Regions from separate parts of the Homo sapiens genome. Here all the other regions are linked to region 6. Evidence: chromatin contacts called from ENCODE Hi-C or POLR2A ChIA-PET data. All regions are on one chromosome and are shown on one strand. The core of a region is the stretch at or near the end of the contact, and the rest is flanking DNA. Distances in the headings are between cores, read along the strand shown. Region 1 holds the start of ARF1 (ARF GTPase 1). Region 2 holds the start of IBA57-DT (IBA57 divergent transcript). Region 3 holds the start of MRPL55 (mitochondrial ribosomal protein L55). Region 4 holds the start of TRIM11 (tripartite motif containing 11). Region 5 holds the start of H2BC26 (H2B clustered histone 26). Region 6 holds the start of NUP133-DT (NUP133 divergent transcript). Region 7 holds the start of GUK1 (guanylate kinase 1).

Region 1 (4,125 bases), core at 1,307-3,806, 1.4 Mb before region 6:
TGAGCTGGCGTCTTTGAGACTGACAATGGAGGCGGCCACGAAGGCTGGAGGGTCCCTGCCCAGCCTGGCCCCCAAACCCCTCCCTCCAGTCAGCTCATCCCACCCCTCTTGGCTAAACCTCATCTGATCCCAGGGACCTCAGAGGAGAGAGAAAGGGATCCCTACTCCCTAGGCAGCGTTGGGGGAGCACCTGGGCCTCAATTACCCCAGGAACTCACTGCCTGACACTTCTTAACTCCCTAGTGGGTCTCCTTCCAGGGGCAGAAATCTGGGTGTGACTACCTGGGCTCCCCTGCGCCTGTTTGGCCTGAAGACATCATCTTTGCCCCGGTGGTGGTGGGGAGCCCAAACCAGGAGCACAGAATCAGCAGGAAGGGACTTTTTATTATTATTATTTTCAGACAGGGTCTCACTCTGTCACCCAGGCTGGAGTGCAGTGGCACAGTCCTACTAGGTCACTGTAACCTTGAACTTCTGGGCCCAAGCGATCCTCCCACCTCAGCCTCCCAAGTAGCTGGGACTACAGGTGTGTGCCACCACACCTGGCTATCTTTGTAAAATTTTTGTAGAGATTATGTTGCCCAGGCTGGGGAAGGTACATTTCTTAACCCTAGGGCTGGCTATACAGGAATCCATTTTATTACTTTTTAAACTGTGCATGTATCTGACATACACTCTTTCCTGTCTGCATTTTTTCACATTAAAAAATATATATTTTAAAGGGGCCAGGCACGGTGGCTCACACTTGTAATCCCAGCACCTTGGGAGGCCGAGGCGGGTGGATCACCTGAGGTCAGGAGTTCGAGACCAGCCATGGCCAACATGGTGAAACCCTGTCTCCACTAAAAATACAAAAATTAGCTGGGCATAGGGGCAGGCGCCTGTAATCCCAGCTACTTGGGAGGCTGAGGCAGGAGAATTGCTTGAACCCGGGAGGCGGAGATTGCAGTGAGCCAAGATTGTGTCACTGCACTCCAGTATGGGCGACAGAGCAAGACTCCATCTCAAAAATAAATAAATAAATAAAAAGTATTTTAAAGGAAGGGGAGGCAGGCTCTGGTTCCCACACAATCCCCGCTCAGTGACCCTGGAGCCACCCCTGGCCACGCTCTGCCAGCAGAGAACCAAAGCCAGGTCCCTTCAGCCCTAAAGAGGCCATAACCACATGTAACCCCCGTGAAATGTCCGCACATGGCCCCGCTCTGGCTGAGCAGGGAGAGGCAGCACAACCAGAAGGTTCCACAGGCATCCACAACCCTCCCTGGGGCTTTCCAAGAGTATCTGAGATGCCTGTAGGGTGGGAGACGTCCTTCCCCTAAACAGACAACCCTGCCACAGCTTCACAGAGGTGAGATTTCGGAAGGGAGCCCCAGGCAGAAAAAGGGACTAAATTTGGGGGCAGGAGGGTCACCGCTTTTGGGGACCTTCGTAGCCCCCGCAGGTGCAGCCCTGGGGGAGAGATCTGCCCATCGCAGCCTCCAGAGGCAGTGAGGACGCCCTGCCCAAGGGGCAAGCAACGTAGGTGATGGGGGCAGCAAAGGGGCGCAGGAGGCCTGGGCCAGGCCCAGTGATCCCACCCCTCAGGCCCTGCCCCCGGGCCTCGGCCTGCACAAATCAGGTTGATTCCCGACCTCCACAATACCCAGGGCACTGTGCTGCAGGGACACTTTCCCACAAGCCCAACCCCTCACAGCAGCACAAGGGAAGAGGCAAGAAGACCTGAGGGTGGTGGGCAGAGCCAGGCCTCCAGCACACGGAACACAGAGGGACTGCAACGGTCCTCTGTTCAGGTGCCTGAGAGCGGGATCTCCTCCGCCTCAACTGGATCTCAGCTTAAAGGCCAGCTCATTAGAGACCACTGTGACCTCCCTTCTGGGCGGCCGTCCCCAACCCTGGGCCCCACCCCCACGGCCCCCGCCTCACCCCGGGGTCCCCAGGCCACCTCCTCCTTTGCTTCATCTGCGGCCAGCTCCCCGGCGTCTGCTCCGGGCCCAGGTATGAGCCCGCGCGTCACTGCGGCCGCCGGGGCGCCGAGGCCAGTGCGGGGACACAGCAAGCCTCCCGCCTTCGGACCTTCCGCCGTGGCCCCGCGAGTGCCACAGGTTTCCACAGGGCCGGGGCACGTGGACCCGCGCAGCCTGGGAGCCAGGAACCCCAACCCCGGCGAGGGGCGCCTCGCACCCCCGTCCTCACGCAGTCCCCGAGGCCTCCCGGTGACTGCCGGGTGTGGGAGGAGGAAGGTGGCAACCAGCCCCGCAGCTCCAGTTGCTGCAGGAGCCCCCCGGGCCTCAGTCTCCAAATACGCCAAACGGGCGGGAGTGAGCCACAGGCTGTCTTCGCGGAAGACTCACAGGCGCAGGCGCAGACGGGTGCGCGCCCCTAGGGTGCGCGCGAGCTAAGACCGCGGCCCGGGGCAGGGTGTCCCCGGCCCCGCCCCCTGCAGCCCTACCGGAGCCAGCGCGCCTGCGTCGCGGGCGCACGGTGGGCGGAGTTCCCGGCGTCTCCGCCCCTTACCCGGCGTGCCCCGCGCCCGGAGGCGCTGACGTGGCCGCCGTCAGAGCCGCCATCTTGTGGGAGCAAAACCAACGCCTGGCTCGGAGCAGCAGCCTCTGAGGTGAGGGCGAGGGGCGCGGGCCGGTGTGGGCCGCAGAGACGTTGGAGCCGGCGGGGGCTGGGGACTGGCCTCGGGGCGACTTGAGGTTCGCGAAGGGCACGTCGACCCCCGCGGCGGCGGCGGCGACAGGGCCGGGCCGGGGGCGGACGCAGACGGGCCGGGCTGAGGCTGGGGCCCGGCCGGAGTCGGGGCTGGGCGGACGGGCGGGTCGGTGAGCTCCTCGCACCCCTCACAGGTTCCCGAAGTCGCTCGCGGCCGCTTGTCCTCCTCTGCCTGTCCCTGCCCCCGCCCGTCGCCCGGAAGTCCGCTTGGACGCCGGGCTCTTCTCCAGGAAACCTGGGCTTCCTGCTTCCCTCGCCTCTGCCTTTCTCGTTTCCCGAGGCCGCCCGCGCGTGGACGGTTGGGATTAGCGGCCGCGGGGGCCGGTGGGGGTCGTGGGGCCTCCCCCACCCGAGTACAGGCGAGCGAGCGGCATCCGGGCGGACCCCCGCCTCGGGGACCGGGAAACTGAGGCTCGGGCGGCCTGAGACGCCGTCAAGGTCATGTAGGTGGTGGGGGCTTGCATCTTCGCCTCCCGACTCCATCCAGTTCGTGTTTGCTGTGAAGACGGTACCGGGTCAGGGGTGGTGAGAGCGGGCGGGCAGGTGGACAGGAACCCCGTGCCCTTCCCTGTCTGCTGAACGGAATGCGTGGACCTCCGGGGGAGCCCAGAGTGCCTCCCTTCACACCAGTGAGACGCAATTTGGGGTCAGCACTCAGGGCACCGGTGGCCTCCAGAGGGCCGGTCGATCTTCGCTTTAACTCCAGGGTGGTTTCCTTGACGTTGTCGGCAGTAGATAAGAAGGCCTCTTCTGAGCTGGTGAATCTTTAACCTACCTGAATCTTTAACCTGCCTGCGGAACGACCTGCTCGCAGACTCTAGGCCGCAGAGGCCGGCCCCAGCGCTCTCTCGGAGCACAGCCTGGGTGGTTACGGCGTGTGAGATTGGGGCTGGACAGCCGTGCGCACCTAGAGTGTTAAATAACCATTCCGACGGCACCTCCTGGCACTCCCTTTCAGTCCAGGCAGCCAGTTGCTGCTTTGCAGGAATTGAGCAGAAATGCACTCGGAATCGCGGGCAGGAAAAGAAGGGAGGTCGGAGGCTTTGGATGGTCCCCGAAGTCGCCGCCTAGTTGAGAGCTGTAGAGTTGGTGCCACTGCCCCTGTTGGAGTGGGCAGTTGTAGTTCTTGTTTCAGAACTAGTGGTCAGCAGTTTTCTTTGCCGGCTGTTGCAAGGCTGGTGGTTCTGGCGTTTTCCGCAGTGTGTTGGGAGGAGTGTGAGATGCCGCGGTGCAGTTGTGTGCGGCCCCTGTGGCCCTCTGCTGTTGCGTTAGCCATTGTCTAACACGTGTGACCGCATGGATGGTGTCCTCATTTAATTTGAATTTTCACCAGCACTGCCTAGGTAGCCAGAACCATAAGGTCCTGAAATGCCGTACTATTAGCTGGGTCCAAAATTGAGAAGAATTGAG
Region 2 (3,894 bases), core at 796-3,295, 1.3 Mb before region 6:
GGGGCCTCACAGGGCTTGGGGCAGGTGGGGATGCTGTGAGGAGGGTCCAGAAGGGCAAGCGGGAGCTCCAGGGATGAGGAAGCTGCAGTGAAGAGAGTGGGCTAACGGCAGGGCCTCCATGGCCACATCCAGGGCCTGCGGGAATTCGCTGACTGCCCAATGTCACCTGAGCCCCTAAGGCATGCCGGCTGCTGGCCCAGGCCCTCAGGACACGGCAGGGAGCTATGGCAGAGACTTTCTGCTTGGCCAAACTCCGGCTGGGATCTGGAACTTTCTCCTAGGCCCATCTGTGCACTTGCTTGGAAAATCCAGTTTTAGTAAGAGCCCTACTGAGTCAGTTTAGCCAGAACCCCACACCCTGGATATCTCACCCTCGATGACATCCAACCAGGTCCCTCATCCTCCACCATCACCTGGTGACGTCTGATCACCCTGCCTGCCTAGAGCAAGGACCCTGTGAGGTGGGTTTAGCCAGACCCCTCAGCCCTGATGTCTCCTTAGTCATTCCCACCCACAGACCCCACGCTGCTCCTCGGCTTCTCCACCCTCTGCCCTGCTGTGTTGGGGTTGAGCTCCATCTCCCCCAAGGCCGCCAGGCAGGGCCCCACACCACATGATGCGCCTTGGTGCAGTCTTCCTCACTGATGTTACTACGCATCATGAGGAATTTTTTTATTCAACAGATACAAAGACCTCTGCTTGCTGGGACTCTGCACCATAAGGACACATTGAGTAAGTCTTCTTTGGTGCTTTGAGTGGAGGGCAGTGGAGAGGGGAATGTCAACAGGGTGCATGGGCCCCAGGAGGCCAGCAAGGCAGGGATGGCTTGGACCAGGGCAGTCAGACTCTAGGGCTGAAGGCTGCTGGGGCCACCTTGTAGATGTGTCACCTACTACCAGGGAAAGTGGCCACTGTACAGGGCTGCTCAGCAGGGGGTATGGGACATCACTCCTCGAGAAAGCACGGTGGGGTGGATATGTCATAGCAGTGTGTGGTTCCTGCCTAAATTGTCCTCTGTGAGTTCAGCTGTGAAGAGAGGACGAGAGTTATTGGAAGGACGTCCTGTGGTCTGGAAGGACGTCCTGTGGGAGGACAGGCTGGGCTCCAGGGGAGCTTGGAATCCTGCACTGAAGAGGACTATAGACACATGATGGGGGTGACCCTGGCCTGAAAAAAGCAGAAGTTACCAAGGATGTGATTTGAAGCTGTGATTGTGTCTCATCATGTCACACTGATTAGGGGTGCGGAGGGGTTGTGGGCTGGATGGTGCCTGTCCTTATCCGTGGAGACACTTGGGGATGGAGCCTCCTGCCACCTGCAGCTGAAGTCCCAATGGTCCAGCAAATGAAAAAAATGACACAACAGCCACACGTGGACGCTGGCGAACTGGTAGGAAAGAGGAAGCGGCCGGGTGCGGTAGCTCACGCCTGTAATCCCAGCACTTTGGGAGGCCAAAGCCGGTGAATCGCTTGAGCCTAGGAGTTTGAGACCAGCCTGGACAACATGGGGAGACCATTTCTACAAAAAAAATACAAAAATTAGCTGGTGTGGTGGCTAGCGCCTGTAGTTCCAGCTACTCAAGAGGCTGAGGAGGGAGGACTGCCTGAGCTCTGGAGCTTGAGGCCAGCCTGGGCAACATAACCAAGACCCTGTCTTTACAAAAAATAAAAATAAAAATAAAAATAAAAATAAAATGCTGATACATGCTAGACCGTGGATGGACTTTGAGAATACTATGCTGAGTGAAATAAGCCGTCGCAAACGACAAATCCCGTAGGATTCTGCTCCTGTGAGGTCCCTAGAGGAGGCACGCTCATGGAGCCAGAAGGTACAATGGGAGCTCCAGGGCCTCGGGAGTGGGTGTTTAACAGGGAGTTTCAGGTTGGGAGGATGAAGAGGTTCTCGAGATGAGTGACGGTGCCCGACATGGGTGGGTGAAAACGAGGAAGGCCACCGAATGGGACATGGGATGGCGCTTAAGAGGCCGGCAGAAACCTCGTTACCTACCGAGGGTGGAGCCTGCGTGCTGACGGATAGGCCGAGTCCCCGCCCCGAAACACACCCCGCGCACGATGCTCCGCCCCACACGCATGCCCCACCCACCCAGCAGGCACGCTCGCCCCGCCCGCCCCTTCCAGCTCGGGAGGCCCTGCTCCTCACGCACGCACTCTCAGTCGGCCTCAACCGGCGCTGCTCCGCCCCTCAGGCACGCACGTTCCGTTCACCCCTCACGCACGCACTCTGCGCCCGCCCCTTCCCGCCTCCCTCCGGCGGCCACCGCCAGGGGCCGCTGTGGCACCCGCCCCTCCCGCTTCCTTGGGCCCTTCCCGCTGCCCCACTCTTGTCCAAGATGGCGACCGCGGCGCTGCTTCGAGGCGCCACTCCGGGGCGCGGCGGCCCGGTCTGGCGCTGGCGGCTGCGCGCGGCCCCAAGGTGCCGCCTGGCCCACAGCTCCTGCAGTCCTGGTGGCGACCCAACGGCCGGAGCGGCCTGGGCCTGCTTCCGGCTGGACGGGCGCACCCTGCTGCGCGTGCGTGGCCCCGACGCGGCGCCCTTCCTGCTAGGGCTGCTGACCAATGAACTGCCGCTTCCGAGTCCTGCGGCCGCGGGGGCCCCGCCTGCTGCGCGCGCGGGCTACGCCCACTTCCTGAACGTGCAGGGCCGGACGCTCTATGACGTCATCTTGTACGGGTGAGCGCGTGCTGGGAGGGCGCTCGGGGGCGGGCACCCAGGGGAGTGGCCAGGGACCGGCACCCAGGGACAGGGCGGGCGCCCGGGGCCTGCAGAGGGCGTGGGGGGTGGGCACCCGGGGAGGGCCGGGATGGGGTGGAAGCTCAAGGGTGGGTGGGCCAGCGACTGGCACTCAGGGTCAGGCACCCAGGAGATTCCACTTGGGATGGACACCCAGGGGAAGCTCACCCAGGGCCCAGCACCCGGGGGAGGGCACCCAGAGGAGGGCTTGGCTCAACACCCAGGGATGGGTCAGCGACTCATCCAGGGGAGGCCTGGGGGCCAGCCCACCATATCAGAGCAGAGGCGTCTCTAGGTGGGCACCTCCCAAGTGGGCCATCTGGTGACCCTTCTCCCTCCGCAGGGACAAGGGGTTCAGGGGCCCCGCCTGGTGGCAGAGCTGTGTTTCTGAGTGACAGCTTGTGGTGACACTCCCGAGTTCTGTTTACCTTGTGTTTCCCTGTGTCTCCCCATAGCTGGTCACATTGGCATTTGGCTCAGTCATCTGTGCTGACATCACGACTGTCAGTGATGTTCATGCCGGGTCAGGGCCTTGACTGCTTACAGCCTTGGGTTTCCCTTGCCCAGCTTCCAGGGACCTGGATCCCTGAAACCTCCGCCCGGTGGAGTGGATCTGGTTCGCGGCCGCCTGCCTGCTGTCCCTGCTATGGCGGACCCGGTTCTTGTTCTCTTCAGCTTACTCCTGTGTTTTGGTTTCAGGGGATGGACACCTTTTTAATGACTTCCTGAGCTACGTGGGGTGAATTTTTGGACTCATTGTGTCTCTGCTAGTGGCTTTACCTGATATCCTGGCTGGGTGTAAAAATCTAGCTTGGAAATTGTCACCGACAATGTTCACATCACAACTTTGTTTTCTCGCTGCCAGCTTTTCTGAGAAGTCTGGTGCCGTTCTTATTTGTATGTGAACTGTGTTTTTCTCAGAAGCTTTTCTTTATTCTTGATGTCGTGAAATGTCATGCTGATGTGTCTTAGTTTGGGCTTTTTCCATATCACATCTCTGGGCACTTAGTGGGCTCTTTAAATCTAGAACCAGAGTTGGTGAAATACGGCCCTGAGGTCAGACCCAGCCCATTGCCGGTGTTTATAATAAAATTCTCTGGGAACCCCACCCGTTGGATTCCAGGTGGTCTGGGGCTTCTTTTT
Region 3 (4,015 bases), core at 94-2,593, 1.4 Mb before region 6:
CCGGGCCACAGGAGACATTACCAGAGCTGGTGACCCGTGCCGGGGCAGGATGAGCCTCGGGGCTTCCTCAGGAGCCACAGGCTGTGGTCAGAGGCGTTCTGGCCCCCTAGCCAGGAAGAGGCTGCCAGGCTGAGCAAGGGCACAAAGCTTCCAGCACAGGGGACAGTGGACAATAGCAAGGACTAGGGAGGATTAGAATGGCGGTTTCCTGCTGAAGAGAGGGGTTCCCTGGGGTGGCCCCTGACAGTAATCCCCAGGGACCTAAAAGTCCATGCTTACCCAAGCAGGCTGCCCACGGCCGCCATTCCTCCTTACAGCCCCAGTGGCACGTGGAGGTGGTCAGTACAGGCCCTGGCGTGCAACCTGCTAGGCAGAGAATGAAGAGATCTTTTTTAAAAGGAAGGTTCTTCCACCTAATGGTTTCTTATCAAATCCCAGCCCAGGATGCTTCCAAGACACATGTAATCACCACGCCACTCACCAACCTCTCCCAGCAACCCTTGGACTTCTCAGAACCGCCTGTAGAGGTTTTTCCAAAAGCAGAAGTTGGTCACTACTCCCAAAGATTCTGAGTCAGCCTGCGGCAGGGCCCAGGCTGTCTGTTCTGGCCGTTACCGAGTCTGCGAAACCTCTCTGAATGGACTGCAGCCTCAAAAGTGGAGCTGAGGTCATGCCTTGCTTTCTAAGGTCATTGCTAGTTTTAATAAAAACTCAGTGAAGTGAGGATTGTCATGCTTGCTTAAAGGAGAATGGAGGCCCAGGGCTGCTTTGCTGTGACCTGGATTCCCATGGGAGTCTGTGCTGAGGTGTGCGAAGTAAAAGCCCAGTTTTCAATACTCAGATTCCAGGAGATGAGGCTGCACAGAGGCCGAGCGCCCAGCTTCCTCTGGCGTACCCCTGTCTCTCACCAAGGAAGGGACCTGAAGACAGGTCCGGCTGCCTCTAAAATGGAAATCCTGCTACGTGTCCTATGCCCACATCCCTCTCCCTCGGCCTCACCAGCACAGGAGCCTGGGGCTGGTCCAGGAGGGTCTTCGGGGAAAGCTCCCTCTCCTTTCCTGCTAGACTGCATGGGGACAAGGGCTTATCACAGGTGCAGCCCCCTGTCCCCTTCCCTGCCTCCCTCCCTCCCGACTCCACCGGGAGGGTACAGCGCCTCCCGCCTCTGTTCCCGGCCCACACGAGGCGCCAACCTGCGGCCGCCACAGTCGCTGCGGAGGGGTCTGAGGACAGGCGGTCCTGACTCCCGCTGCCCGGTGGAACTAAGACCAGGGACGAGGCCACGCAGGAGATCAAGGTACTCACTGCGTTGGGTGCTGCTGCGCTGCAGCCCACGACGTCACTGGCAGGCGCTGCGTCGCGCGGTATGACGTGTTCCATGGCAGGGAGAGGCAAGAGTGGGCGGTGAGACACGAAGATATACGCCCCTGTTGGGCGGGGCCGGCGCGGCGTGATGTAATCTCGGGGGCGGGACGAAGCCTAGGTGGGCGGGGCCTGCGGGGGCGCTGTGGCGGTACAAGAACCCAGGCGGGGCCGGCGAGCAGGTGACCTCCGTCCCTACCGGGAGGACCAGGGCGGGCCGGCGAGGTCGAGGGGGACCCGCGGGTCTGAGGGAGGACGGAGTGGGGGAGTGCTGAGGGAGGACCCGGGGTGGGGAGCTGAGGGAGGATCCGCAGGGCTGAGGGAGGATCCAGGAGAGCTGATAGAGGTCCCGGAGGGCTGAGGGAGGACCCAGGGGTCCTGAGGGAGGACGCAGGGGGCTGAGGGAAGACGCAGGGGGGCTGAGGGAGGATCCTCGGAGCTGAAGGGGCATCAGCTGGGCTGAGGGAGGACCCAGGGGGACTGCGGGAGCACCCGGGCGGGGGCTGAGGGAAGGAGGATCCGCGGGGCTGAGTGGGCACCAGCTGGGCTGAGGGAGGATCCAGGGGGAGCTGCGGAAGGATCTGCGGGGCTGAGAGAGGATCTAGAAGGGGTGAGAGAGGTCCCAGGAGGCTAAGGGGGGAATCTGCAGAACTGAGGGAGGTCCCAGGGGGCAGTGAGGGAGGATCCATGGGCGCTGAGGTGGGAATCTAGGGAGGCTGAGGGAGGATCTGTGGGGATGACGGAAGTTCAAGGGGGGCTGAAGAGGCACGCAGCGGGCTGAGGAGGACCTGAGAGGCTGAAGGAGGATCCGAAAGGCTGATACAGCGGGGCTGAGGGGGGATCCGCGGGGTTGGCGGGGGCTGAGAAATGACCCTGTAGTTCACAGCAAAATGGAGTAATTTATGTCACAACGTAACCAAAATGGAGTGGGGAGGGCCCTAAGGAAGCAGCTGTCACGCATTTCTGAAATGCCAGAGAGGCTCGCTATTACCTTGTAAACAGAGCTTATTCCGGGCATTTCCACTGGCCTGCAGTATTCCAGATGAGATGTTTGGACCAGGGCAGGCAGATAGCATCGCCTATCTGCCTCAGCGAACCAGGGTCACTTTGTGCAATGAGTTCATGAGACCAGGGCCTTTGTTTTGTGAAAGTTACAAATAAGGAGTGAAATCACTTTGTCAGGCCCAGACAAACAGGGCTGGGAAGAACAGGAGGCTCAGGCTTAGTGTCTGAGATAAGAATTATTCGCAAGGACTTTCTAAAAACCCCACAAGAAACCCTTTTGTGTCATTCACGGGTCTCCTACTTTGACAAAATTTAGACCATCTTTAGGACTGCAGTAATTCAGTTAAGATGCTCGGAATAAACACTTGCCCAGTAATGGCAGCGCCACCAATGAACTGAGGACAACTTTGAGCTTTGGCGTTGGGCCCCTGGAACCAATGAACTCTTTCTAAGCAGCTTCTGTGAACCGCTCCCTTTTCGCTGATAAAAGTTCCCTTTTCACTGATAAAAAGTTCCCTTTACCCTTCCCTCACTGGGAATGCTGGTGGCTTGCTGCTGTTGATGAAAAGAGTCAAACTTTGTAAAATATTTTAAGAGATATATTCTGAGCCAAATATGAGTAACCATGGCCTGTGACACAGCCCTCAGGACAGAGGTCCTGAGAACATGTTCCCAAGGTGGTTGGGGTGCAGCTTGGTTTTATACATTTTAGGGAGGCATGAGACATCAATCAAATACATTTAAAACCTACATTGGTTTGGTTCAGAAAGGCAGGACAACTCGAAGCAGGGGTCAAGGGTGCTGGCTTCCAGCTTATAGGTAGATTGAAAAATTTTCTGTTTGACAATTGGTTGAATTTACCTGAAGACCTGGGATTAACAGAAAGGAATGTCTGGGTTAAGATAAAAGATTGTGGGTGGGGTGCAGTGGCTCACACCTGTAATCCCAGCACTTTGGGAGGCTAAGGCAGGCGGATCACGAGGTCAGGAGTTCGAGACCAGCCTGACCAACATGGTGAAACCTCCTCTCTACTAAAAATACAAAAATTAGCTGGGCGTGGTGGTGTGTGCCTGTAATCCCAGTTACTCAGGAGGCTGAGGCAGAAGAATCACTTCAGCCCAGGAGGCGGAGGTTGAAGTGAGCCGAGATTGCGCCACTGCACTCCAGCTTAGGCAATAGAGTGAGACTCCATCTAAAAAAAAAAAAAAAGGAAAGAAAAAAAAATATATATATATATGATTGTGGAGACCAAAGTTCTTATTTGCAGATGAAGCCTTCAGGTATTAGGCTTCAGAGAGAATAGGTTGTAAAATGTTTATCGGACTTAAAGTCTATGTTGATGTTAATGCCAGAGAGGTATAATGAGGCATGTCTGACCCCCACTTCTTATGGCCTGAACCAGTCTTTGAGGTTAAATTTTAAGAGTTCCAGGCCAGGCACAGTGGCTGACACCTGTAATCCCAACACTTTGGGAGGCAGAGGTGGGCGAATCACTTCAGGTCAGGAGTTCGAGACCAGCCTGGCCAACATGGTGAAACCCGGTCTCCACTAAAAAATATACAAAAATTAGCCAGGCATGGTGGTGCGCACCTGTAATCCCAGCTACTCAGGAGGCTGAGGCAGGAGAATCACTTGAACCTGGGAGGCA
Region 4 (3,911 bases), core at 532-3,031, 1.1 Mb before region 6:
GAGCTATTGGGCACTCTCTGCACCCATTGGGGTAATTGGTGTCACAAGGGTAATTCTGCTGGGCTAACATGTTTCAGGTGTAGACATTCCTGCATGGGCAAAGAAAAGAAAACCCAAATGAATCTGTGTCTGAACAAGCCCACGGATATGGCTCTAAACCACCTTTCTGCTAAAATCCAAAGCAGAAGGGGACAGATTCAGATTTATTCTAGTATCCCAGAAGTTTGCTCTGTGATAGGGACAGATCAAGCTCAGTACTGATTCTAACACTGCCTTAACTGCTCATCTGGCACACACAAGTGACCATGATGCAACACACAAAGTGCAATCAAGAAAGCTCCAAAGATGCTGCCATCTGCCCCACACGTAGGCTCCCAGGAGCACACCTGCAGCAGGTCAGCGAGGAAAGAGGACAGCGGGAGGGAGCGCAGGCCAGGGAACGTGTGCCCCAGGCCCTTCAGCTCGGGTTTTATTTGGGTTTTAAGCAGCAAGACAAGGGGAGAAAAGGCAGGCTGAGCCCTGGCATCTCAGATGGCAGAGATGGCTCCCAGTACCCCACCCAGAAATGCAGGGCAGCCCTGGAGGGGAGGTTAGAGAGGAAACGACTGTGTCCCCCTCATCCTGCCCAGTCTGGGGCTTTCCCAGGACTTAAGTACTGACCTGCTAACACAGTCCCTGCAGGGAGTCCATCTAGGATCGGCCACCTCTGAGGTTCTCCCACTTTCCTCTGATTCCAGCTCCTTGCTGGCCAGGGTATGGCCACATTTTCCTTGCCCCCACTCCACCACCTTCCACCTTCCACCTTCCTCTCTTAGCCTCTATCTATGAGAGGTACGCCCCTCACCCCCGAGAGCAGGGTCTCATTGGCGGCCATGGTCCCAGCCTCAAGGGGCCTGGTTGAAACAGGCTGTGTCATGAGCCCCCACAGCCACCCTGCGCGACACCCCCCTCACAGGCCCACAGCAGGCTGCATCCTGAGCTCCCCGCCCTAGACAGAGACAGATTACTCCCGGAGCAGTCCCCCAAACCTCCCACCCGCCCAGGCCTCCCCAGTCCCCGGCTCCCCGACGCCCCTGCACGCCACCCCCGCCCAGGAGCACCTTGAGGTCTTCGGCCGCGTCCTGCAGCGGCCGCACGCGGTGCGCCCAGTGCTCCCCAGAGCGCTCGCAGGCCGCACACAGGAGGCGCAGCTCGTCGCCACAGAAGGCGGCCAGTGGCTCGCGGTGCGCGGGGCACACGCCCTGCGGGACCGGCGACGGCGGGTGCAGGCGCCGCGCCATCTCGGCCATCTTAGCAAGCGGGCGGTTGGGCCGCAGGTTCCTCTGCGGGGACAGCTCGCGGCACTCGGGGCACGCGTACGGGCCCTCGGGCTGGCCCCAGCAGCGCCGGATGCACTCGCGGCAGAAGTTGTGGCCGCAGTCGGTCATCACCGGATCCGTGAAGTAGTCGAGGCAGATGGCGCAGGTGGCCTCCTCCTGGAGGTTGGTGGACAGGTCGGGGGCGGCCATGGCGCGGACAGAGGGGAGGAAGGCGGTACTGTCCGCGGGGCGGCGGCGGGCGGCCTCGGCAGCTCGCGGGGACGCGGGGTATCCGGGTGCGGCGGCGCAGGCTCGGGCACTCCGGGGCGCGAGGCTCGGGACTCCCGGGTGCTCGGGCTCCGGGGCGCGGGGACTCCAGGGCGCAGGACTCTGGGTTTCGGTAGCGCTGGGCGCGTAGGCTCCGAGCGCTCGGGGGACGCGGGACGTAGGGATCCCGGATGCCGGCAGGAAGAGGAGCCGAGGCGGAAGCAGGAAGCGACTGGGTGGGTTTTGTGTGTTTTTTTTTTTTTTTTTTTTTTTTTTTTTTTTTTTTTGGAACAACCCGCTTTTGCCTCCGATTGGCCGCTGCCAGTCACGCGGCCCGCGGGCGGGACGGAATTGGAGAGCTTTCACTTGCTGACCTGGCGTCACCACCGCTCCGGTTCTTGTGGCCAGGTCTTTTACCCCTGCCCTGGGGAGGACTCAGGCGCAGGGGAGGGATGGGGACAGGGGGCGGGGCGCAGGGGAGGGATGGGGACAGGGGGCGGGGCGCAGGGGAGGGATGGAGCAGGGGGCAGGGCAAGGAGGGATGGGGACTCAGGGCGGGGCACACGGAAGCAACTGCAAGGACTAAGGGAGTCCGCAGCCTGGGGCATTGGAGCCCTTCGCCATACCCCTAGTGCGTCCTCACCCCCTCAGCCCGTGCTTCCCAGGGCGGGTATCCTCGGAAGGCCCGGCCCTCACAGCCTTGGCAGGCCAAGGTCAGAATGATTGGAGTTGGGGGATGGGACGGGGGCATCCCTCCAGGACCAGCTCTCCAGGAGGCCCACATTCTTTCTGCGGGAACCACTCCAAAGGGGCATGCTGTTCCAGGCAGCCCCTCGCGCAGACACTCCGGCTTTGTCGAGGTAGGAGTACGCTTACTCTGGAATTCTGCCTTGCTAGTGACTGACACAGGCTGTTAAAGTGCTTGACCCTGCAGGGGTGGGTGGGGGGTTCCTTGGAAAAGGTAAGGGCGCTGTGGAAAAGAGGCCCCTACATAAATCCTAATCTCTTTGGGATTTTGCCCCTGCTCGTGCAACTTTGGGGATCGAACGGGATGGGGGTGGGCAGCTCTGAGGCTTTTTACGGGTTCAGCCTTTCCCATTTTCCCCCATCGAAGGACCCAATAGGATGCATAGGACATTTCTATGGGCAGCCTGGGACCATCCCTGACACAGCAACCACCCCCGCTCCTCCCCACCATAGGATATTTCTACTTCTTTGACAGAGTAACCTAAACCCCTGGGGGGGCTGGGAGCCACAGATTCCTGTCATTCCAAAGTGGGGGTGGGGGCATGGCTAAAAAAAACGTGACCACGCTGTTCCTGGTGTGTAGGTATGGATTTAGAAATCGGTCCACTCAGAACGCAGGGGCTTTCAAAAGTTTCCTCTAGGAAGCATCTGTCAGTATACCCTCTTAATGTTTGACAGTTCTAATCACAATTATATTTAGAATTTGAGAAACCCCCCTGTGTGTCTAATGGCTGCCAGCGTGATGCCAGAGAACCCTGGCAGGTGGCCTGCAGTAAGCAGAAGGCCCACACCTTCTGCAGAGCCAGGAGCAGTGCCCGAGTCCCCCGGTCTGTGTCTATCCTTTCACCCACATGGTCACTGTGGAGATGACCATCTGACCAGACTTCGGAGCCCCCAGGCAGAAGAAAGGCTGCAGGGGGCCTGGGAAGGTGGCCTGGGAGTAGGTGTGCAGGTGGGACCCATCGCTTACACTGTAGAAGGACACTTCCCCGGCTTCGAAGTCCAGGAAGATGCCCATGTGGCTGGGAGGCTCCATCAGCATGACCGGGGTTAGGGCAGAGAAGGTGGATAAGTACTTGGTCCCCTTGGACAGCTGCACCACCCAGAAGCCGTTTTCGGGGCACTTGGGGACCCTGTCTTTCCGGCTCACGTTGTCCCTGCACACACCCAGGGCCCACAACGCGTCCCCGGTGATGTTCATGCCCACCTCCCAGTAGTGCCTCCCAGAGGAGAAGGCCGTCTGGCCCACAGCACAGGGGTAAGCCACAAATCGGTCCTTGCTGCAGAACCCACTGCCCTCCGGCGAAGAGCCGAGGTAGCGCCTCTGGCGGCTCTCATACAGGAGGAGGTAGGGGTACGCGGAGGTGGCATCAGGCACCACATCCTCTGTAGATGGGCGTGGTGGTGGAGAGATGGGGAGAGGTGTGGGGCATTCAGGGTCAAAGGTGGGAGTCCCCGGGCCCTAGTGGTGGATGTGGCCAATGGTCCCCTAACTCCGCAGAGGCCTCCCCTGCTGTGAATCTGGGGTTACTTGATGCTTCCACACACCAATTGTGTGTGGGCCTTGGTGGCAATAAGGTACAGGGGGCTGGGCAGAGA
Region 5 (3,666 bases), core at 1,167-3,666, 1.1 Mb before region 6:
GCACCTTTTACAAAATCTGGAAATCCATGGTGATAGTTGAAACACCTAAGTCCCCAGACCCTGCAAAAACCTTAAATACCACTAAAGGGTATTTGAAGAGATAGAGTGACCTACATAGATATAAATACATAAAGATAAATTTCAACTGAAAATGAAGGCTTTCACAAGAAAAATAATGAAAAGATCTCTGGAAGGCTACACCCTCTCCTGGCCAGTCCTTGCAGTTTTGTTTTACTGAAATGGTGCCCACTCGTGATACACACTGTGAATATTGTGCTGTTTAGATCCACACTGTTGGAGCAGCTGCTTACCAATTTTTGGTTCAAATAGTTTCATAGCACTGGGATATTTTCTAAAGACATGCAGATTTGTGGTTAGCTGGTGTCCAGGAAGCCCTGACTTGAGTAGACCCAATTTTAGTAGGGTAAATATAAATTATATAATATTCCTGAATAATTTTACTGGCCTGTATTTATTATTACAATAAATACTTAATAATTGCTAATTACCCTGATCTGATAATAAATGTATTCAAAGTATCACTATGTACCCCATATAATATGCAATTGTTAGGTGTCAATTAACTAAATACTAGCACTTTGGGGATTAAAGAAAAAATAAAAACAAAGTAGGAATTATCCATATTTTGAGAAATAGATTAATGAAAACTGTACAGATAACAACAGAAGAATAACACTTTCTGAGCTCTGATTTTGTGGCAAACATTTTTTAAGGGATTATCGTGGATTAAATCAATGAACCTCTCTCCTCCAGGATTTAGGGGCTATTAACACAGCCATTTCAGTTAATTTGCCTGGAGGTCTCCGACGCTCTTAAACCCTCCATTTTATAAGGAAAAATGTAGTTACAAACCGTTATTTTCCTAAAGTCCACATGTATCATCATTCATCTGGTTCTAACAATACTCATTTTAAATTTGCTTAACTCGCAAATTTAGTTTTCCTTTTCAAAAACAGTGTACAAATTATTTTGTTCTCCAATTTTAGCAATCAATTTAAGGGGATCTTTGATTAATGTTTGACCAACCCGAATTAAACAAACTAAATTCCTTTAAATAATTATCCTATTCCAAATTAAGTCTTCTTAAAAGGTTTATACCTTTCAGCATCTACTAATCTGGTTCCTTTTAAGTACTGAAACTTTCCTCATGACCTTTAGAATTCCCAGCCAAATAAATTAAATCTTAACACTGGTGGAGCTCACATTGTTAAAACTTAGCAATTTAAATAGAAATCCATAGACTTACTCTTCAGAATTAAAGTGCAAACTACTTAGAGATCATAAATACTTTTAATATCAGATAAATCATTAAGAAATTGCATTCTGTACTTGATGACCACACGGGAACCTTGCTAGAGTCAAGAGAACTTGTCACTAGTAATTATGAAGACACCTTTACGGTGAGCGTTATTAAAACCCTACTAGAGGTTTTGGGTGGGACTCAAGAGCAAGGGGTGGCCACCTGTGGACGAGGGTTCCCTGTTGTTAACAGAACACGTTGCCCACCTCGCAAGTATGCAGCCCAATCAGTCCCCAGGGTCTCGGTTCCCGTTGCGCCCTTCCCCATGGCCACTGCGCTCATTCATGAGCCTAGGGTGATCAGGCCTCCGGCCTATAAAGAACTGCAGGATCAGTGCGGCTCTTTTCTCGAGATAGTAGGTGGCTCTGAAAAGAGCCTTTATGTCCATCAAAGGGGCCCCGGGGGCGGCGGGCGGCCTCACTTGCCCTTGGCCTTGTGGTGGCTCTCCGTCTTCTTGGGCAGCAGTACGGCCTGGATGTTGGGCAGGACGCCACCCTGCGCGATGGTCACGCGGCCCAGCAGCTTGTTGAGCTCCTCGTCGTTGCGGATGGCCAGCTGCAGGTGGCGCGGGATGATGCGCGTCTTCTTGTTGTCGCGCGCCGCGTTGCCGGCAAGCTCCAGGATCTCGGCAGTCAAGTACTCGAGCACCGCGGCCAGATAGACCGGGGCGCCGGCGCCCACGCGCTCCGAATAGTTGCCCTTGCGGAGCAACCGGTGCACGCGGCCCACGGGGAACTGCAGCCCCGCGCGCGACGAGCGCGACTTAGCCTTGGCGCGCGCCTTGCCACCCTGCTTACCACGACCGGACATTTCCGAGTCAAGGAAAAAAGACAACGGCAACCGAAAAGCGAGACTAAAAACAAGAGGGCAGTGAAGGCCAGCGAGCCCTTATGTATGGTACAGAGGTAGGCTAGACCGCGGCGTTCGATTGGATGGCTATGGTAGCCAATCAGAAAAAGAACCTGGCACTCCTAATTTGCGTATTCCTTTCCCAGCGATGACGTAGAACAACGTTTGATCCAATCAGAAGTGAGCAAATCCTGAGCCTTCATTTGAATACAAAACGTACAAATAGAGTTACTCCGAGCGCCGCGCGTTTCTGTTTGGAGAGACTCAGCCATCATGCCAGACCCGTCCAAATCGGCTCCTGCGCCCAAGAAGGGTTCTAAAAAGGCTGTCACCAAGGCACAGAAGAAGGACGGCAAGAAGCGCAAGCGCGGCCGCAAGGAGAGCTATTCTATCTACGTGTACAAGGTGCTGAAGCAGGTGCACCCCGACACCGGCATCTCGTCCAAGGCCATGGGCATCATGAACTCCTTCGTCAATGACATCTTCGAGCGCATCGCCAGCGAGGCCTCCCGCCTGGCACACTACAACAAGCGCTCCACCATCACGTCCCGCGAAGTGCAGACGGCCGTTCGCCTGCTGCTGCCCGGCGAGCTGGCCAAGCACGCCGTGTCCGAGGGCACCAAGGCTGTCACCAAGTACACCAGCTCCAAGTGAGGCGTTCCTCGGCGTCCTGAACCCAAAGGCTCTTTTCAGAGCCACCCACACGATCAAGAAAGGGTTTCGAACACGGTGAAGGGTTATGTAACCTAATGTGTCTCCATGCACCCTAGCGGTTGCCGGGTGCGGCCGAATCTGAGCCGTGTGTGTGTGTGTGTGTGTGTGTGTGTGCGCGCGCGCGCCGGCACAGAACGAGAAAAACTGCTCGTTACAGAAATCGGGGTAGAAACTGCTCAGGTGATGTAGCTCAGTAATGTTGGGAGGCGATCAAGGACCCCCTCTCCATCCCCTCCCTCCGCGCAGAGCTATTAACTCACGACGAGATTTCTTTTTTTTTTCTTTCTTTCTTTTTTTTTTTTTTTTTTTCTAGAAGAAGTCTCGCTCTGTCTCTAGGCTGGCGTGCAGTGGCGCAATCTGGGCTCACTGCAACCTCCGCCTCCTGGGTTCAAGCGATTCTCCTGCCTCAGCCTTACGAGTAGCTGGGATTACAGGCACGCCCCACCACGCCTGGCTAATTTTTTGTATTTTTAGTAGAGACGGGGTTTCACCATGTTGGCCAGGATAGTCTCGATCTTCTGACCTGGTGATCCATCCGCCTCTGCCTCCCAAAGTGCTGGGATTACAGGCGTGAACCACCGCACCTGGCCCCAAATGTCTTTTATAAGCAAGTGGTGCATTCCTGGATGTTGAGCGCTTGCGCCCGGTTCAGGACCGGGTCCAAATGAGGTTGGCGTGCGCCGTGCAGGTGAGGAGTGCGGGTCACCTCCCCCCAAAAGACCCTGTGCCAACCTCCCCAACCCTACCCGCCCCCCATGGGCGAGGCCAGACGTGGCGCAAGA
Region 6 (3,847 bases), core at 507-3,006:
AAGCGGGAAGACTGCTTGAGACCAGGAGTTCAAGACCAGCCTGGGGAACGTGGCAAGACCTTGTCTCTACAAAAAAAATTTTAAATTAGCCGGGCATTGTGGCACCAGCCTGTAGCCTGGGCGACAGAGAGTGAGACCCTGTCTCTTTAAAAAAAAAAAAAAAAAAACTATCAGATCTGTACAACCAAGCAAGAAATCGAACAGGTTACGAGCATCAGCTGTTACATGGTCCTCAACAGCAGATATCACAGTAAAAACTTTATTTCTTGCTCACCCTCTTAACATTTAGAATATTGTAAAGTCACCAGAATAAAAGGTAGTCTATGTCTTATCACGAGAATTAAATGAGAAGATGCACATACAGAAGGGCTAAGGGCTTTGTTTCCTGACAGAGGATAACAAAGGTTTTTCTTCAAATGATCACAAGAAGAGATTTAAATAAAACAACACACAGTAAATAAAGTATGCTTTTATTCTCCAACTTTTCGCAAAAGGAATAGAAAACACTGACAAGATCAGCACTTTGAAAAGAACTTTTCAAAATATGCCAAAAAAAGTCAAAGATACAGTGTATTCTTTCAAAACCACTTCTCCTTTAAAGTACTGAAAAATTTTACAGATAAATTTTAACCATAATTTCAAGACACAATACTTTGTGTTTCCTGCAGGGAAAAATTCATTTTTTATAGATGAATTCAGAGAAAACTATGCAGAAACACTAAAGTTTTAGGTTAATTATGAACATGGTGTGTGTTGGGGGTGGGGAGGGGTGTGTGTGTGTGATGATTTTACTGGTGCTCCAAACGAGCAGTTTTAGTAACTAAACTATCACAGTACTCTTAGCTCACTTATGTAAAGCCTTTTCCTTATAATTTACCTAGAAAGTTAAATTCCGTAGCTAGAAACCCTTTAATTACCAATCATCAGATATTAATGTCAGTTGGTATGTTAGGCATTAAACAATGATCTTTCAGGGTTGTAGGTCCTCATTATCACCATCACCTTACATCTGCATCGTGGCAATTCATAATAACTCCTCTGGCTCAGGTGAGATATATTATCGCCATTTCACAGATGAAGAAAATCACGAGTGACTTACACCAGATCACACGGGTAGTAGGTGGGAAGTAGGTAAACACTGATGCAAATCCAGTTTGTACTTCACTTCTGCACAAAGGTATCCATGAAAAATGCAAAGTGGGGAATCAACTGATCAACTGATAATCAAAACGAAGCAGATACTACCTGCAGCAGTGGAAAAGGTCTATTTTCCAATACTGTGGCATTCTATTCCGCCGCCCCGGTTCCAAAGGCTTCTAAAGACAACAACCTATCCGGCCCACTGCGGCCCGTGAGGCTGTTGGTTGCCAGACCCAACCAGGGAGATCACTTACCGCGAGCTTAGCGAGCTACGCCGGCCGACCGGCGAGAAGAGCACTGGGGAGCTGACTGCAGACCCCAGGGGCAGACCCTTCCTGCTAGCCGTCCGGGGCGTGGAGCCGGGCCCGAGTCCGGCCAGCGGGCCCCTTCGGGACCCGGTACCCGGGGTCCGCGGAGAAGGGGCGGCTGGGAACATGACTCCAAGGAGCAGCGACTAGGACAGCGAGGGATCTGGCCGTCAGGTTGCAGCCTGGCCTGCGCGCGGAACTTAAACACCTAAGGGAAGAGATGGCGCGCGATGATGACGTCAAACGCAATGGCTCCCGCGGGTTGTGGTCGGAGCGCTGGCGGGGGCGGGATCGTGACGTTAAGGGCGGTGCCCAGTCAGCGAGGTAGGTCGGGAAGGCAGCCGGCGGCCCCAGATCTAGAACCGCTGCAGTGCCGAGCTTCCAGGGACGTGAAGCCGGAAAGCCAGGCGCCCTTCTTGACTGCGCCTAGGTGGAACTGGCCCTCCAGCAGCTTGAACGTAGCCTCTTTTCACACTGGTAGTTCCTGAACCTCTTGTGAAATGAAAGATGTTCCTCATTCCAAGCTGAGGACGGAGAAAAGCCGTAAAGCTGACACTGGTATCGCACTGTGATATTTGTTGTTTTCTAGGTTTGCCATTTTCCCATTCAACTTTGCGCAGTCTCATCCACGCTGATGACGCCACAAATCCGTGTCTCTAACCTGGATCCAGCTCAAAACCCCCAGACCCCTATCATTCAGCTCCCTAGGGGACAATTTCAGCTGGAAGTCCTGCGAACTCCTCACAATCCACTTATGAAAAGCGCATTCATGTTTTCCTTTAGGACCCCTCTCCTACCACCATCTCTGTTCCAGCTTGGTAAAACTGGCCAGTTGTCCAAGGCAAAGAGAAGAGCTCTATCTGCAGTCATCCCTCACACCTACCTCCACCCTAAGATCATGGTATACGTTGTAAGGTCCTACGTGTCTGTACTAGATCACACATTTGCACTGCCTCTGCCCTGGTTCTGGTACTTACCTTTCCCTCAACCACTGCGTAGCCTCTTCTGCCAGCGGGAGGGAGTAGGGGAGATGGGGAGAGGGTTCCTTACCTGTGTCTAGTCTTCCTCCACTCTATCTTCTCACTGCCAACACAATGAATTAAGGCAAACGTAATGCTGCTCTTGGGCCTGTAAATGCTTCAGTGGCTGACCATTGCCAGTAGGTTATTTGCTAAGCTCCTTTGCAAGGTCCTATGTGATCTAAGTCAGGTTGGCTTTTCCGTCCGTGTTGTACTTCCAGCACTTCCCACTTGCACTCCACATTCCGAGAACTTAAAAACCCAAATCTCCCTCCAGTGCCCATGTCCATGTTTCTCTCACCTGGAATGCACTCCCTGCCTTGTTGGTCCAGAAGGCGCCTACCTTCCGCATCAAGTTAGTTCTGTGCTGCCTTCTCAGTGAAACCTTCCACAGGATTAGGTCCCCCTTATCCTTTGTCCTCTCTGCTCCTGTGTGTAGACTGTATTTTTATCCTGCATAATAGTTTGTTTTCATAATTGTCTGTCAAGTACTTCCTTTTAAATGTCTTGACAGCAAGAGCAGTGACTTTGTTACCTTTGTGGCACACAGTAACAGACACATAGTAGACTTTCATTCAACGTGTGTTGAAATAAGGGAATGGTTAAGTAAACATTGACGTATTCACATGTGGGAGACCACAGTGTGGGTGTCAGTTGTTGACATTCCCCTGGGAAGCCAGTCATCTATCTATGCACCAGTGGCATCTGAGCAGTCATCTTGCCAAGGTTACATAGGCTAGCTGCTTTACTCCTTCTCCCACCTGGGTGTCTAACCCAACTTGGCAGCTTGTTGAGTCTTATAGCTCTGAGAGCCCAGTGCATTTCCTCCCTGTTTCATTCTTACAAGGAGGGGTGTGAAATAGGCAATAGAGAGTATTAATAGTTGTGTCTGAGAGGATTGGTGGGATCAATTTTATTCTTGTGCTTTGTTGGACTGGTTAGTGGTTTCCCCAGCATCCTAATGTAAAAGCTGTTGTTTGCAGGAGCTAGAATGACTTGTCAGCCACCTTTGAGCAAGAACTTGCCTGGAGTCCAAATGTATGGCTATTGAAGGATAGTAAGCAGACAGCACTAAAAGTCATCCATTCGTTATGGATTTAGTGAGTACCTACCATGTGCCAGGCTATGTGATAATTGCTAAGGCTTATAACTAAACAAAGCCCATGGGTCCTACCCTCATGGAGATTACAGACCAATGAGAAAGACAGACACTGAAAAAATGAACACAAATATCCAGCTACAAGCTGAGATGTGTACTATGAAATAAAAGAGCAAAGTGTATGAGAGAGAATCACTGGGGCTACCTATTTTTGCATGGAGGTCTATAAAGGTCTCTGGGAGAAAAGGACGTTTAACCTGAGACATGAAGCATAAGAGAAT
Region 7 (3,804 bases), core at 651-3,150, 1.4 Mb before region 6:
CAGGTGCCCGCCACCACACCTGGCTAATTCAGGCAGGGGCTTTTATTCTATTTTGTAGAATGAAGGCTGCCTCAATTCATGAATCACGAATAAAAGCCAGCGAGACCTATGAATACATATGACATAATTTTGCCTCTGACAGTGAACTTCCCCTTTTTTTGCCTAAAAAGCTTCTCCTTGCCCACCTCCCCCAATGCAGCACCTATGGTATGACATAGCACATGTATTCCAGGTTACAATCCCTTGTCCAACAAACTGTTTTATTATTAGTATTTAAAAAAAATAGAGACAAGGCTTTGCCATGTTGCCCAGGCTGGTCTCCAACTCCGGGGCAAGTGATCCATCCGCCTTGGCCTCCAAAAGTGCTGGGACTGCAGGCATGAGCCATGGTGCCCAGCCCCAACACATTTTTTTGAAGTTGTATTTTTTAAAGTTTTACTTTTTTTCTTGCTCTCCTGCAGTTCACATTCAATACTTTTTTTTTTTTTTTTTGAGACGGAGTCTCATTCTGTCGTCTAGGCTGGAGTGCCGTGGCTTGATCTCGGCTCACTGCAACCTCCACCTCCCAGGTTCAAGTGATCCTCCTGCCTCAGCCACCCCAGTAGCTGGAATTACAGGGGCCCACGACCACACCCAGCTGATTTTGTATTTTTAGTAGAGACAGAGTTTCACCATTTTGGCCAGGCTAGTCCCAAACTCCTGGCCTCAGGTGATCTGCCTGCCTCGGACTCCCAAAGTGCTGGCATTACAGGTGTGAGCCACTGCACCCAGCCTTCAATAAATCTTTTTTAAAAATTTAAAATAATTTTTAGAAATAGAGTCCCGTGGCCAGGTGCAGTGGCTCACGCCTGTAATCCCAGCACTTTGGGAGGCCAAGGTTGGTGGATTACCTGAGGTTAGGAGTTCAAGACCAGCCTGGCCAACATGGTGAAACCCTGTCTCTACTAAAAATACAAAAATTAGCTGGGCGTGGTGGCGGGCGCCTGTAATCCCAGCTACTCGGGAGGCTGAGGCAGGAGAATCGCTTGAACCTAGGAGGCCCAGGTTGCAGTGAGCAGAGATGGCGTCACTGAACTCCAGCCTGGGTGACAAGAGCGAAACTCCGTCTCAAAAAATAAAAAAAGAAAGAAATAGGGTCTCGCTCTGTCACACAGACTGGAGTGCAGTGACACGAACACCGCTCACTGCAGCCTCGACTGCCCAGGCTCAAGCGACCGTCCCACGTCAGCCTCCCGAGTAGCAAGGACTACAGGCACAAAAAAGTTTTTAAATTTTTTGGTACAGAAGGGGTTTCCCTATGATCCCCAGGCTGGTCTCCAATTCCTGGCCTCAAGCGGTCCTCCCGGCTCGGACTCCCAAAGAGCTGGGATCACAGACGTGAACCACGCGCCCGGCCACATTCCCCAATTAATGGTTTTTGGAGAGTGGCCGGTTTGGAACGGGCTAGCGGAGTCGTTCGTTAGTTAGGTCCCTGCAGTGTAGATGGAGGACGGAAACGGCGCTGTGACATAAGCGGGAGGAGGCGGGCTGAGGCAGCGCTGTGACGTAGCAGATGAAAGCCGGGCCCGCGCTGCACTGAGGTACTTCTCTGAGTGACAAGCGGGACAAGTACGCCGTGGGCGGGGCCGGCGGGTCGTGATGTTAGTTCGCGCTGTGTGGAGGCGGGCCGGCGTGGCGCTGTGACGCAGCGGGAGAAGACGGGCTGGGAGGGCGCTGTGCTGAACGCCCCTGCGGTCGCGACAGGCCAGCGCAGGTGGAGGCGGGGCTAGCGAGGCACTGAGGTAAGTACTTCCCTAAGGGGCGGGGAAGAACGAGTGAGACATGGGCGGGGCAGTCGCCTCATGACGTCAGTCTCGCGCGCGGGCGGAGGTGGGCCGGTGCGGCGCTGTCACGTAGGTTCAGTGGGCGGAAGAGGTGGCCCCGGATGCTGCGGCGCCCGCTGGCCGGGCTGGCTGCGGCCGCCCTGGGCCGGGCCCCACCGGACGGTGAGTACGACAAGCGCGATCGCGAGGGTGACTCGGGTCGAGGCGGCAGCGGTCCCTGCGCTTTGCGGTCGCCCAGTCCACGCCGCCTCCGGATCTCCTCCTAGCCGAGACGCCCTGTGCCGCATTCAACTGTGGGCCCTGAGAACGGGGGAGCTCTGGAGGGCGGACGGGCTGGCAACGCAGCGGAGCCCGGGTCCCGGAGGGCGGGGCGCTCCTCAGGAGCTGGGCAGGCCGGCAGTTATCGCAGTGTCGAGCTGCTCCCCGGGCGTATAGGAGCGCTCGGTGTCTTCCCGACACCTGGGCGCGCCGCCAAAGAGAGCAGCTGGGAGTCCCTACCGCTGGCCCGGCGCGGTGTGCGCTCCGGTTCCCACCTCACCCTGCAAGCCTTGGGGTCCTGGGCGGATGGAGCCGGCTATTCCGGGGCTCCCAGGATTCTGCCTACTCCGCGGCACGGCGCAGAGACGGGGACTTGGGGAAACAGCAGGCCTTCCCGACGCATGGGTGTGGCATTTGGGGTTCGGATTCTCCAAAGCCAGAGTCCGGGTTGGGGTTCTTGAAGCTGCCCTGCTGCCATTCTTGAGCGTCGCCTTAGAAGTATGCCCCAGTAAGGACTGGTGTGGGAAGCAGGTGCCTCAAAGTTGATTTTGACCCTGCGTGTGGTGGGCCTCGGTTTCGTCTTTGCATGAAAGAGGTCGGTCCTGAGGCCCCGGGCTGGGTCCTGCTCTGCTGTCTTTGGGCTCATGGCCCCTTCCTGTCTCAGGCTTGCTCTGCTCTTTACCTGGGGTTGCTGTCGAGGACCCTGTGCAAGACTCGGCCGGTTTTTCTTTCTCCCTGATGGACAGACCCAAACATAGCCGCGCAGCATCGTGAAGGGCTGGGGCCTTCACTCCTCTGTGGCTCTGGAAGAGCCCGATTTCCTCAGGAGGTAAAGGAATGTTCCTGTCCCCCCCGGGGAAAGAAAGTGAAAATGAAAGCGCCCTGGCTGCTCCTGGTGTGGTCCCATTTAAAACGAGGTTGCTGAAGGCCAGGATGCGTGCTACCCGGATGTGTGCCCAGAAACCCTGCAGCCAAGAGCAGCCGCCTGGACCACCAGCCTCCCCTTCATCCACCTGGCCCAGCCCAGAGCCCAGGCCCACGTCTGGTGGTTTGTGTCTTACGAGAGGCCAGGCGGGGGCTGAATTCTCTCGGTTCTCAGAAGGTCAAGCCCTCTGTTAGCATCTCCTCGAACAGTGGGCCGGGGGCAAGGTGGTGACTCTGTTCAGTCCTTAGGATGGCTGGAAGCCAGAAGGAGGAGATTATGCCGCCACAGCAGGGAGTGCCTTTCCAGGAAAGCGGCTGCTGGGGCAGCATGGGAGCCCAGTCCAGGGAGCGTTCTGGCAGAGACCATTCCGGAACATGGATCTGCGCCGGCGGCTCCCAGGAGACCTTCCATCTCGGAGCTCCTGTGGAGACCACGTGCCTGGCAGGTCCTTACAGTTGTGGGTTGTGTGGCTTCTTGCCAGGCAGCTGATTGGAGTTTGCGACTGTGGGTTGGTGAGAGTGGAGAGCACAGAATGTTTGCTGGAATGCTTCCCTCTGCCCACAGGAAGACACCTTTGGCGCATGTGTTCTGGTCAGGGCAAAGGCTCCGTGGTTTCCACCGCAAGATTGCAGGAGCCTTGAGGCCTGGGCCACAGTTTTCTCCCTTGGGTGTGCTCCATGGAAGGTGGCTTTGGTGACCGCCCTGCCACTGGTCTCTCCCCAGGCAGGCAGGCAGCCTGTGCCTCCGCCCTGTCTCCAGCGGTGGTGGTGTGGCTGTGCTTCTGCAAGGCCCGCATCC

The links. Hi-C counts contacts between places; a loop is a spot of excess contacts on that map. ChIA-PET counts read pairs that join two places held with the same protein, here RNA polymerase II (POLR2A). Pooled maps may share reads with other maps.
Region 1: a map of tibial artery shows a loop between it and region 6 (6-fold over the local background). The contact joins the promoter of ARF1 here to the promoter of NUP133-DT in region 6. A Hi-C loop is called at or near these places in 1 of 168 maps with a recorded cell type or tissue (tibial artery), 2 of 37 single-sample maps with no recorded cell type and 10 of 50 pooled maps.
Region 2: a map of vagina shows a loop between it and region 6 (13-fold over the local background). The contact joins the promoter of IBA57-DT here to the promoter of NUP133-DT in region 6. A Hi-C loop is called at or near these places in 1 of 168 maps with a recorded cell type or tissue (vagina) and 12 of 50 pooled maps. POLR2A ChIA-PET finds 5 or more read pairs at or near these places in 3 of 52 experiments (GM12878, Panc1 and activated B cell).
Region 3: a loop to region 6 is called in a map of B cell, with 6 times the contacts of the local background. The contact joins the promoter of MRPL55 here to the promoter of NUP133-DT in region 6. A Hi-C loop is called at or near these places in 4 of 168 maps with a recorded cell type or tissue (B cell, CD4-positive, alpha-beta memory T cell, ascending aorta and 1 more), 1 of 37 single-sample maps with no recorded cell type and 14 of 50 pooled maps.
Region 4: a map of ascending aorta shows a loop between it and region 6 (7-fold over the local background). The contact joins the promoter of TRIM11 here to the promoter of NUP133-DT in region 6. A Hi-C loop is called at or near these places in 2 of 168 maps with a recorded cell type or tissue (ascending aorta and naive thymus-derived CD4-positive, alpha-beta T cell) and 10 of 50 pooled maps. POLR2A ChIA-PET finds 5 or more read pairs at or near these places in 3 of 52 experiments (A549, CD4-positive, alpha-beta memory T cell and MCF 10A).
Region 5: a loop to region 6 is called in a map of naive thymus-derived CD4-positive, alpha-beta T cell, with 7 times the contacts of the local background. The contact joins the promoter of H2BC26 here to the promoter of NUP133-DT in region 6. A Hi-C loop is called at or near these places in 2 of 168 maps with a recorded cell type or tissue (both naive thymus-derived CD4-positive, alpha-beta T cell), 2 of 37 single-sample maps with no recorded cell type and 9 of 50 pooled maps. POLR2A ChIA-PET finds 5 or more read pairs at or near these places in 4 of 52 experiments (CD4-positive, alpha-beta memory T cell, activated CD4-positive, alpha-beta T cell, activated CD4-positive, alpha-beta memory T cell and 1 more).
Region 7: a loop to region 6 is called in a map of CD4-positive, alpha-beta T cell, with 5 times the contacts of the local background. The contact joins the promoter of GUK1 here to the promoter of NUP133-DT in region 6. A Hi-C loop is called at or near these places in 1 of 168 maps with a recorded cell type or tissue (CD4-positive, alpha-beta T cell), 1 of 37 single-sample maps with no recorded cell type and 7 of 50 pooled maps. POLR2A ChIA-PET finds 5 or more read pairs at or near these places in 3 of 52 experiments (GM12878, K562 and Panc1).

The regions. Positions count from the first base shown.
Region 1 is chr1:228,080,152-228,084,276 of GRCh38, forward strand. It overlaps ARF1 (ARF GTPase 1), which reads left to right and starts at 2,557. Exons shown (of 5, transcript NM_001658.4): 1 at 2,557-2,614. RefSeq lists silencers at 1,854-1,983, 1,994-2,813, 2,844-2,943.
Region 2 is chr1:228,163,467-228,167,360 of GRCh38, forward strand. IBA57-DT (IBA57 divergent transcript) reads right to left here and starts at 2,046. Exons shown (of 2, transcript NR_103540.1): 1 at 2,008-2,046; 2 at 620-1,026. It overlaps IBA57 (iron-sulfur cluster assembly factor IBA57), which reads left to right and starts at 2,338. Exons shown (of 3, transcript NM_001010867.4): 1 at 2,338-2,691. The coding sequence starts at 2,351. LOC124904534 (a long non-coding RNA gene) reads left to right here. Exons shown (of 2, transcript XR_007066913.1): 2 at 684-1,716. RefSeq lists an enhancer at 1,923-2,825 and a silencer at 1,930-2,969.
Region 3 is chr1:228,107,956-228,111,970 of GRCh38, forward strand. It overlaps MRPL55 (mitochondrial ribosomal protein L55), which reads right to left and starts at 1,344. Exons shown (of 5, transcript NM_181463.3): 1 at 1,194-1,344; 2 at 1,000-1,066; 3 at 280-363. The coding sequence starts at 305. RefSeq lists enhancers at 1-277, 278-991, 1,260-1,429 and a silencer at 1,700-1,789.
Region 4 is chr1:228,405,054-228,408,964 of GRCh38, forward strand. TRIM11 (tripartite motif containing 11) reads right to left here and starts at 1,782. Exons shown (of 6, transcript NM_145214.3): 1 at 1,101-1,782. The coding sequence starts at 1,508. It overlaps TRIM17 (tripartite motif containing 17), which reads right to left. Exons shown (of 7, transcript NM_016102.4): 7 at 2,882-3,698. The coding sequence ends at 3,148. RefSeq lists silencers at 1,494-1,733, 1,794-1,883, 2,024-2,093 and enhancers at 2,444-2,493, 2,685-3,344.
Region 5 is chr1:228,455,687-228,459,352 of GRCh38, forward strand. It overlaps H2BC26 (H2B clustered histone 26), which reads left to right and starts at 2,417. Exons shown (of 1, transcript NM_175055.3): 1 at 2,417-2,872. The coding sequence starts at 2,444. The coding sequence ends at 2,824. It overlaps H2AC25 (H2A clustered histone 25), which reads right to left and starts at 2,187. Exons shown (of 1, transcript NM_033445.3): 1 at 1,678-2,187. The coding sequence starts at 2,131. The coding sequence ends at 1,739. RefSeq lists enhancers at 2,310-2,896, 2,897-3,482, 3,564-3,613.
Region 6 is chr1:229,506,674-229,510,520 of GRCh38, forward strand. NUP133-DT (NUP133 divergent transcript) reads left to right here and starts at 1,757. Exons shown (of 3, transcript NR_110630.1): 1 at 1,757-2,006; 2 at 3,451-3,567. NUP133 (nucleoporin 133) reads right to left here and starts at 1,668. Exons shown (of 26, transcript NM_018230.3): 1 at 1,395-1,668. The coding sequence starts at 1,576. RefSeq lists silencers at 1,359-1,588, 2,529-2,823 and an enhancer at 1,639-1,758.
Region 7 is chr1:228,138,379-228,142,182 of GRCh38, forward strand. It overlaps GUK1 (guanylate kinase 1), which reads left to right and starts at 1,901. Exons shown (of 8, transcript NM_001159390.2): 1 at 1,901-1,985. The coding sequence starts at 1,925. RefSeq lists enhancers at 1,528-1,577, 1,688-1,917 and a silencer at 1,928-2,487.